Linked DNA regions of Homo sapiens: region 1 is linked to region 2. The links are chromatin loops, found by intact Hi-C in ENCODE. Cell type or tissue: PC-3. All regions are shown on one strand. Links, peaks and the distances in the headings refer to the core of each region. The heading gives the core; the rest is flanking DNA.

The links. A loop is a pair of places that touch in the nucleus more often than their neighbours do. Peaks named below come from ENCODE experiments on the same cell type or tissue, not always from the same donor. Only the 100,000 strongest peaks of a DNase experiment are listed, where the experiment ranks them.
Region 1: a loop joins it to region 2, with 4 times the contacts of the local background. A loop is called at or near these places in 4 of 110 quality-filtered maps.

Annotation. Positions count from the first base shown.
Region 1 is chr5:157,708,060-157,713,442 of GRCh38, forward strand. It overlaps LOC105377676 (a long non-coding RNA gene), which reads left to right. Exons shown (of 3, transcript XR_941129.3): 3 at 2,938-3,066. Among named protein-coding and RNA genes, the nearest start is that of THG1L, 21 kb to the right of the region's middle. In PC-3, for the core only: no CTCF peak of the experiment used is centred there; a DNase peak (open chromatin) is centred at 3,002; H3K27ac peaks cover 1,777 bases.
Region 2 is chr5:157,604,834-157,610,216 of GRCh38, forward strand. No RefSeq gene overlaps it. Among named protein-coding and RNA genes, the nearest start is that of ADAM19, 32 kb to the left of the region's middle. In PC-3, for the core only: a CTCF peak has its summit at 4,601; DNase peaks (open chromatin) are centred at 2,638, 3,138 and 4,518; H3K4me3 peaks cover 809 bases; H3K27ac peaks cover 5,000 bases.

The DNA.
Region 1 (5,383 bases), core at 248-5,247, 100 kb after region 2:
TCACCCAGGCTGGTGTGCAGTGGCGCAATCTCAGCTCACTGCAACCTCTGCCTCCTGGGTTCAAGTGATTCTCCTGCCTCAGCCTCCCAAGTAGGTGGGATTATAGGCTTGCACCACCACACCTGGCTAATTTTTGTATTTCTAGTAGAGACAAGGTTTCACCATGTTGGCCAGGCTGGTCTTGAACTCCTGACCTCAGGTGATCCACCCGCCTTGGCCTCCCAAAGTGCTGTGATTGCAGGTATGAGCTACCTACCGTGCCCAGCCAATAAATGTTTATTTTTGTTTTTATTTTTATTTTTTGTTTTTTTGAGATGGAGTCTCACTCTGTTGCCCAAGCTGGAGTGCAATGGCACAATCTCAGCTCACTGCAACCTCCGCCTCCCAGGTTCAAGCAATTCTCCTGCCTCAGTCTCCAGAGTAGCTGGGACTACAAGCACGTGCCACCACACCTGGCTAATTTTTGTATTTTTGGTAGAGACAGTGTTTCACCATGTTGGCCAGGCTGGTCTTGAACTCCTGACCTCAGGTAATCCACCCCCTTCAGCCTCCCAAAGTGCTGGGATTATAGGTGTGAGCCACCGTGCCTGGCCTATTTTTGTTTTAAGCTACCAACTTTTGGGATAATTTGTTACACAAAAAACAATAATGAATACAGTTTTAATACTGAATAAAGAGCAAGTGGAGCTCTTGTCTCTATCACATGGTGTCCTACAGTTTTATTACAGTGCTACCAGAAAAATCAAAGTAAGTTATAGTTTTTCAGTGTTGGCATTCCTTAAAATAAGAGAATAACATAGTTAATAAAAGAGAAGGATGAGAAGAGGGAGAAAGGTATCTGGAAAAGGAAAAGATATTTGAGGCCCTATACAGTGTTTCTATTATGTCTTTTGCTATCTCTTTTGATCAAAAGAACATTTAATCAGCTAGCAAAAATGTGGTTCTTGTATTTATATTATCTTGGATCTCCTAAGCATGTCTAATCACTGTTGGCCAAAGCAAGGAGACTAGGCATTAAATGGCTCTGAGTTGGCTGGAGGCCATAGAAAGGAATATGTCAGATTTGGAAATGACTATGAAGGAAATGCAAGTGTTGAACGGAATTTGTACTAAACACTTTTTAAGGTCCACTCAGCCCTGATTTCTGAGATATTTGTCCTTTACCTGATAAACTCTTACCTATCCTTTAAGGCCCCAGCTTAAATGTCACATTCTCTAAAATGCTATCTCTGGTTATCCTAGGCAGAGTATAACATTTCTTTATGCTTTCACAGCACTTTCTATATACCTCTGTTTTGGCACTCATATTGGAAGAGGGGTAGGGCCATTGTTGCCTACCTGCTAGCCATCCTTCCACACTTTTCATTGCTAACAGAACTCTGATTTTGTTTAGAAGGCATTGTGCCAAGTACTGTTCCCTTTTGTCAGAAATTGCTATGGAGGTGGGCATGTGACTCAAGTTTTGTCCACTGAGACATAAGGAGCAGTCTGTTAGATGCTTCTGGTGAAAAAAAAAATTTCCCTAATAAAAGAGAGAGCAGATATAAAAAGAGCACTCTTTTCTGTTTATCTCTTTCCTTTCTGTTTTAAATGCTGTAATGTGAGAACTTGCTGGTTGCTACCACAGCAGCCATTTTGTGATCATGAGGACAGATCTCTCTGATATGCTATGGATAGTGAAACAGAAGAACTAAAAGTGTTCCAATTTTTAATGACATCACTGAGCCCCTGAAGAGGTCCTGAAATTAACAAACTAAATTTATCTATATGATATTAAATTTCCATAGTGTTTAAGATTTCATTAGTGAGGTTTTCAGTTATTTGCAGGTAAAAACATCCAAATTTACGGAAAAAGGAACAGAAATAACATTCCTAAAACACTTATATCATGCTTTAATTTTTCGTTAATGTAATTTGCTACCTCAATTGTTAGAGCAAGGACCTTGTCTTAATCAATTCCTAGCACTGTCTACAGTCTCTGATTTGAAAATGATTGCTTAAGAAGCGTTTGTGTGGAATGTGAATTTTGTTGCAATGGAAAGTAAAATTTTTTTAAAAAGCGTTTGTGGAATGAATGAATCAATTAACAGATGAATGAATAAATGAATCTATAGATCAATATGATGGTGTTATTGAGAGGTAGAACAGAAAAATGAGTTAAGCACATAAGCTCTTGCATTGCATTCCTGGCTTCCTATCCTGGCTCCCCCACTATGTGACCTTGGGTAAGTCACTTAATCCCTATAAGACTGTTTCCCCAGTTATAAAATGTGAATAACAGTGCATACTTAAAATAATTTTTGTGAGGTTATATTTTATGTAAAGGCTTAACATATAATTTGGAACTGAATAAACACTCAATATGTTGACCATTATTTTTGGAGAATGAAGAACAGCCAGTAATTATTCTAAATTGTCAAACCTGGTTGACCGGGAAAATTAAAATAAATCTGACCAAAACTGAATGTGTAGATGGAAAAGATGATGTTCAACTTCAGACATGTAAAATACAGCCTAAATATAGTTAGAGAGTGAAGACATGTGGGTTATGCTTATATAGATATATACATAACGTTACTCTATCTAGGTTCTGATTTATACTACATTTACTCATCCTGAGATTCTATATTTACAGAATTGTTCTTTACAAATATAGTAACTTAAAAACGAAGGTAACTTTTGGATTATATCCATAATGAGTCAAATCCAATAGGCCAGGAGTTGCTGAAATTTTGCCTAAAAATGTGTACACAGGCAGTAATCTTCAAAAACAAAATATCATGGATAAAAAAGATTTCTTTTTCAACCTAAGAAAGCAGGTTGAAAAAAGGAAGGAGAAAAAGGTTTCCTTAAATAGTGTAAATATGTCAGTGATGTGATGTTGCTCAGTCTTTGAAATTCTTTGAATTCTCTTCCTAATTTAACGTTTCTTCACAGACTACTATGCAACAGAAGAAAACTATGCCTGAAATATCTACAGGAGAAATTCTGTGTATGAGTGTTTAAGGAACCTCTTTTGTTACTCAAGTAACCAGAATGAGTAATAAAAATCAAGCATGAGTAGTAGTATTTGTCATGCACTTTTTTTTCTATTGCTAAAATGAAAGCTATCATTGAACTCAGATTAGGAAATAATTCTTCCCAAGCAAAAAAAAAATCATGAATTATTTATTAGATTTTCTTCTACCGTTAATTTTTAATGCATGGGAATGACTAATAGTATAAGCCAAATCAGAAAGTCAATTCACATTCCAGATTCCATTTTTAGATGGGCATGAAGAATTCAAATTCTTTTATTCGATAAGCCAGCCCAGTCACTGGAAAAAATTAAACTGAAATATCTGCCTGCATCAATCTCTCTACCAACGTATGACCCTTTCAGGACCAAATGATTATGGGCCACTCTATATGCAGCCCTATAACTCATAGCTATGTAGTGAAATTTACACTTCAGTGAATATGATTCTGTCTCTGTATCAATAATAATATCTTTATATTATATCAAGATGTCTTAATACCTTGCCTTTTCTAAAAAGTATTAGAGTTCTTTGTGATATAGGGCCTCAAAACATTTTATGGACACCAAATTCTATTCTATTCTTTTCTTTCTCTTTCTTTCTTTCTCTTTCTTTTTCCTTTCTTTTCTTCTGTCTTTTTTTCTTCTTTATCCACCTCTTCCTTTTAATCGGTATTGCATCTGAAATAACAAAATAAATTCTCAGTAGCCTAGCCACCTCCAGGTTTTCTTCACCTTTGTTTATGTTTCAAACCACAGCCGGATTCTTTTCTTTTCTCTCTTTTTTTTGCTGGGGGGGACAGAGTTTCCCTCTGTCGCCCAGGCTGCAGTGCAGTGGTGCAATCTCGGCTCACTGCAGCCTCCGCCTCCCAGGTTCAAGCGATTCTCTGCCTCAGCCTCCCGAGTAGTTGGGATTAGAGGCATGTGCCACCACACCCAGCTAACTTTTGTATTTTCAGTGGAGACAGTGTTTCATCATGTTGGCCAGGCTGGTCTTGAACTCTTGGCCTCCCTCAAGTGATCCACCTGCCTCTGCCTCCCAAAGTGCTGAGATTACAGGCATGAGCCACCGCACCTGCTAACCAATCTTGAACACAAATACTAGAACATTTTTCTACCTGGGAAGCTGTGGGATCTGTTCAAGATTCTGGGTTTTTGTTTTTGGGTTTTTTTGTTTGTTTGTTTTCTTTTTTTTTGGAGGTGGGGAGAGAGAGAGGATCTCGCCACATTGTGCAGGCTAGTCTCAAACTCCTGGGTTCAAGCAATTTGTCCACCTCAACCTCCCAAAGTGTTGGGATTACAGGCATGAGCCACCGTGCCTAGCCATGCTCCAAGGAAATTGCTAACCAGTAAGAAAGGAGAACATGAGAGAACAGTTACTGGGAAAAATAAAGTTACTTTTTATTTATACTCCCCAATGAATTGAGACTTCCAACAAACCAGTTACATATACAAAAAAGAAAAACAAAAAAGGAATTTATCAGCTCAATTATTCAACAGATATTTATTGATTGCTTCCTTCGTGTCAGGCACTGTTCTAGGCATAAGGGATTCAGATTTGAAAAATATTAAGCAAAGTCCCCCTCTCCAGGAACTTATGAGTCCAGGGGTAGCACTGGCTCCAAGTGTGGTGCTCAATGTTATCACAGTTTTTTTCTCCCTCTGTCATATTTTCTTTCCTTTCTGTAAACTGAAATCTTGGGTGGTCTCTTCCCTTTTGAAGGCAACATGGCCACCAGTGTTAACAATTCTAATGGGAAGAGAGCCTGTCTTTCCTCGTCATCCTAGCAAAGGGCCAGACTGTCTCATTGACCTGGCTTGGGTCAGATCCACATCTCAGAACCTTACTGGCTAGGTCTCAGTCATTAGGAAGGCCACAAATATTTGTGCAGGTTGTTCATTGTAAAAAAGGACAAGCAGGGGCTGAAATCCAGCGAAGGCTGCATTCACCAAGCCTTTATCCTGGTGCAGGACTGTGTGTGACAGGAGAGAGGGATCTTTGTCCAGTTCACACTAGGACATGACAGTGTCTTGGCCGTGTGCTCACCCTGGAGCAACAGGTGAGGAGGGATTATCTCCACCTGGACTACATGGCCTGAAGGTGGGGAAAGGACAGTTGGGCTTCCCTGGTCCAAAGTCAGAAAAATGAAATGCTGGGCATGCAAAGACAACAGCTATCTACTTCATTCCTGACAGGCATGGAAAGGCAAGGTGGCAGAGTGGAGGGGACCTTGGATTTGGTGTCAAAAGGCCTAGGTTCTAATCCTAGTTTGGAAGGTTGTGGGACATTGGGCAAATCACTTAACTAATCCCCACAACATTTGTTTCCTTTCTTATAAAATGGAGAAAACTGTTGTCTTACCTGCC
Region 2 (5,383 bases), core at 156-5,155:
ACTACCAGGTGCAATTTTGGTTCCCTGGGTCCTGGTGACCAGTGTCTTTCCAGTATTTCTTCTACTGAACATAGCATGCTTTCACATCGTACCAATCTTTCTTAGAAAATGGATCAACCAGCCAGGGGTGGTGGCTCACACCTGTAATCCTAGCACTTTGGGAGGCCGAGGCAGGTGGATCACCTGAGGTCAGGAGTTCAAGACCAGCCTGGCCAAGATGGTGAAACCCCGTCTCTACTAAAAATAGAAAAATTAGACTGGGCGCAGTGACTTAAGCCTGTAATCCCAGCATTTTGGGAGGCCATGGCGGGTGAATCACCTGAGGTCAGGAATTTGAGACCAGGCTGGCCAACATGGTGAAACCCCCGTCTCTACTAAAGATACAAAAACTTAGCCGTGTGTGGTGGCACACGCCTGTAATCCCAGCTACTTGGGAGGCAGAGGCAGGATAATTGCTTGAACCTGGGAGGCAGAGGTTGCAGTGAGCCGAGATCGTGCCATTGCACTCTAGCCTGAGCAACAGAGTGAGACGCTATCTCAAAAAAAAAAAAAAAAAAAATTAGCCAGGCATGGTAGCAGGCACCTGTAATCCCAGCTACTCAGGAGGCTGAGGCATGAGAATTGCTTGAACTCGGGAGGCGGAGGTTGCAGTGAGCTGAGATCACACCATTGTATTCCAGCCAGGGGGATAGAGCAAGACTGTCTCAAAAAAAAGAAAAAAGAAAAAAAGAAAATGGATCAGCCACTTCTTGGCTCCCTTTTTGCTGTCTTTCGTAAGGTACTTGTTCTTGCCAACCACCATGTTGCTGCTCAGAATGATCTTTTCAATAAACGGTACTGAAAGAACTGGACAGCCATATGAAAAAAATGAACTTCGACCTTTAGCTCACATCATACACAAAAATTAATTTGAAATAAATAATAGAGACAAAAGTTGTGAACATAAATACATTCAAAAGCTGTTGGAACCCCCAAAGCACTTTTTTTTTCTGGCAAAGTCCCACCTCAGCCTCCGAGTAGCTGGGACTATAGGTGCGCACCACCACACCTGGCTAATTTTTGTATTTTTTTGTAGAGACAGGGTTTCGCCATGTTGCCCAGGCTGGTCTTGAGTTCCTGAGCACAAGCAATCAGCCCACCTTGGCTTTCCAGCATGCTGGGATTATAGGTATGTGCCACCACACCTGGCTTCCAAAAAGACTTTAAACCTTGAGAGAGAACTGGTGATCTGAGTCACTTAGCATGTAGTTGCAACTTCTGCTTCTTAGATTATAGATCAACTCTCTTTTCTCATTGTTCTTGTGCTATAAATGACTGGGAGAGACCAGAGACCAGATGTCCTCCCCTTCTAATCACTGACCTTTGTTATAGATTGTCTCCTGCATTATTCTGTACCTAACTCAAACCAGATGGCGCAAAAGACCTCATGACTGTTTCATCTTCAGTATGGAATGTTCAGTATATCTTTCCTGAAAGAAAAAGATGACCTTCACCAATCAGACCATTGTAATTATGCATTAAGCCTTACATAAGGCCGGGCATGGTGGCTCACAGCAGGAATCCTAGCACTTTGGGAAACCAAGGTGGGATAATCACTGGAGCCCAGGAGTTTAAGGCCAGCCTGGGCAACACGGCGAAGCCCTGTGTCTATAAAAAATTGACTGGGTATGATGGCACACACCTGCAGTCCCAGCTACTCAGCAGACTGAGGTGGGAGGATCACCTGATCTCAGGAGGTCGAGCCTGTAGTGAACGCTGATGGTGCCACTGCATTCCAGCCTAGGTTGCAGAATGAAAGTCTGTCTCAGGAAAAAAAAAAAAAAAAAGCCTTGTATAAAAAAAGTTAAAATTCTGATTTTTTCTCCTAAACTTTGTCTATGTAAACCACCCCAAACTTCTGCACTTCAGAGCACAACAGTACAATTCCATCTTTCAAATTTGTGCTTCCTGGGTGGCTGTCCTCAAGCTTTGTGCTCAAAAAAACTCTACATTTAATCATATTTTCTAAATTTTATTATTTTAGGTTGACAAAGTAAAGGCTAAAACTATAAAACTTCTAGAAAAAAAATAGGAGAAAATGTTCACAAACTACAGTCTTATGGTAGACAAAGATTTCCTGGACAGGACACAAAAGTATAAACCATAAGAGAGAGAAAAAAAAGATAAATTAGACTTCATTAAAATTTAAAAATTGCCTGTACTTTGAAAGGTACTATTAAGAAACTGAAAAGGCAGGCCACAGTCTGGAAGAAAATATTTGCAATGCAAATATTAGATAAAGGACTTGTACCCAACATACATAAAGAACTCTTAAAATTCAATGAAAGAAGGCAACTCACAAAAAAAAAAAAAAAAAAAGAAGAAGAAGATTTGAACAAACCCTTCAAAAAAGATGATATATAAATGGCCAGCAAATACATGAAAAATGTTCAACATTATTAGTTATCACGGAATTGTAAAGTAAGGCCACTGTGAGATATCACTTAGAAGAATATTCAGCTTTAGAAAACAGTTTGGCAGTTTATTTATCCCTTACCCTATGACCCAGCAATTCAACTCCTAGGTATTTACTAGCCTGAGAGAAATGAATCACCTAAGCCCTTTATTTAGCTTCTCACAAGTTCACTGATTCACTCTGTGACACTGGCCAGGTTCTTCCCATCTCTGGCCCTGTTTTCCATCTGTGGAAAGCAGATGTATGGGTTGGGCTAGGTCAGGGATGGCAAACGACGTTTGTCTTCAGTACAAACTCCTTATCACTGCCAGGGACTGCCCAGACTACCTCTGTGATGAGAAGGAATGTCTGATAGAAATTGAGAGCTCTGTGACCCACTAACAATGTCTGCTAGAGACATGAGAATGACCCAGAAAGGCCACATACTTCCTATATGCTATATGCCCACAAAAAGATTTGTGCATGAATGTGCATAGCAACTGTATTCATAGCAATCGAAAACTGGCAATAACTCAAATTCCAGATAGATTGTGGTACATCCACACAATAGTTTATTACCCAGTAATATGAAAACTATTAATATATGCAACAACATTGATGATTCCTTTCTTTATATTGAGTGAAGGAAACCAGAAACAACTCTATGAGTCAACGTATGTGAAACTGCCGGAAAAGGCAAAACTAAGCTATACTGACAGGAAGATCTGTGGTTGCCTGGGGCTGGGGTGAGAGAGGGGACTGGCTGGAGGTGGCAGGAGACTTCTGAGGGAATGGAAATGTTCTAAATTTTGATTGGGGCAGGTGCAGACGTTTGTCAACATTCACCAAGTTGTGGCGGGGGGCAGTGGTTCATGCCTGTAATCCCAGCACTTTGGGAGGCTGAGATGGGCAGATCACTTCAGATCAGTAGTTCGAGACCAGCCTGGCCAACATGGCGAGACCCCGTTTCCACTAAAAATACAAAAATTAGCTGGGTCGGTGGTGGGCACTTGTAGTCCCAGCTACTTGGGAGGCTGGGGCAGGAGAATCTCTTGAACCCTAGAGACGGAGGTTGCAGTGAGCCGAGATTGAGCCACTGCACTCCAGCCTGGGTGACCGAGTGAGACTGTCTCAAAAAAAAAAAAAAAAAAATTATCAAGTTGTATGTGCACTTAAAATGGAGATATATTAATATATGTCGATTGTACCTCAAAAAATGATTTTTACAGAAGTAGCTTTGAAACGTAATGAACTGTTCCACAAGCACGTGGCAGGAAGAGGGCCTGCTACCAGGTATGCTGTGGGAGAAACATGGAAGTGAGAAAGGACAGGGCACCTTCAGAAACACATTAGTTTGTAAAATCGCTCTCAGCTTTGCGAAGACCTTTCAGGCGCGCTCGGAGAGGCTGGCCAATTGCTTCTCAGATCCCCTATTAGAAATTTGACCACGGGCCTAACGGGAACAGGGCTGCCACGGAGCATGGAGAGAGGGCCTGGAGCCCAGGACAGATCATTGCTGACTTGGTTCTGAGTTCTCCATAAAAAACCTCATGGCCTTTCTCCTCCTCCAGACTCACGTGCCCCACCTCACTTCCTTAAGAATCTAGGCTCACAGCACGCAGGCAGGCAGCCATCAACCCCGAGCCCCCTTCCCCTTCTCCTTCGGGGAGAAAGCACTAGATGGAATAAGTCCCGTCAGTCCCAGCGTTCAGACATTCTCCTAAGTACTGTTCTTTTAAAAAGCTGGAAAGTTGGGTTAAGGAGTTTGGGGCTATTATTAGTGCCAAACACTATAAAAAGGAAATGCCACTGATAATCTTAGATGGCTGTATTTTCATACGGGGATAATTCAAGCTTCCTTCTTAGAGTTCTCAGTCATAAGAAACCCTTCATTAAAATACTCCCTCGGGCCATAGCCTCAAACCTAGCATTGCTCAAATCCTTTGGGACTATTCAAGTCAGGACTGACCGGGAGAACTCAGCTGGCATTTTTTAGCCCATTTTTATGGCTGCCTCCTTCTGAGTTTCTCGTGTTGTTCTACCAGAGGAAAATAACGAATGATTCAACCTATGCACAAATATTTATTTGCACTGCTTACATGGAGGCGGCATAGCAAAGGGCCTTAGGGGGCAGGCTCTTGTCAGGCTTAGCTGAGCTCTGTCCCTGTGTGGCATCAGGTAAGTTGCTCTTCCTTTCTGAGCTTCCCCTACAAAATGAGCTGTCAACCCTAGGAGCTGATGCCTGGTGCCTACCACTTAGTAAACTCTACACGAATATTAATTTGTTATTACTATCACTGTTATGCATTCAGTTACATCCACCATGGATACAGCAAAAATGCCGTTTCACCCTTGAGAATCCTACATTCCACCTTGCTACACAAAGCATACAGACAGGAGAATAAGAGAACAGCAGAAGTGATGATACCCTACCCCGTGATGAAGAAGCTGCTAAAAGGCATCTCCTTTCATCTTTCATACACTGCAGGTCCTGTGCTTTGAGTGTTATTGAGAAGCAATGTGTCAATATGTGTCAAAAGTCCTTAAAATGTGTTTGCCCTTTGACCCAGATTCCCTCTAGAAATTTTCATAAGAAAACAATTACATTTGTGAGCAGAGATTTCTCCTGGATATTACTGAGAGTAACAAAAATTTGGTAACAGTCTGTCTGAATGACTAACAACGGAAGTTAAATACATATTTAGACATTATGATTGATGAACATTTATGCAAAGCAGGTCACAAAACAATATGTGCAGTGTAGGTCCATTTCGAGGGTATGACCTGAAGTACAATTTTTAAATCGATACATAATAATTGTGCATATTTATGGGGTACATATAATTTGATACAGGCTTATAACGTGTGATGATCAAATCTGGGTAATTGGCATATCCATCACCTCAAACATTTATCATTTCTTTGTGTTGGGAACATTTCAAATTTTCT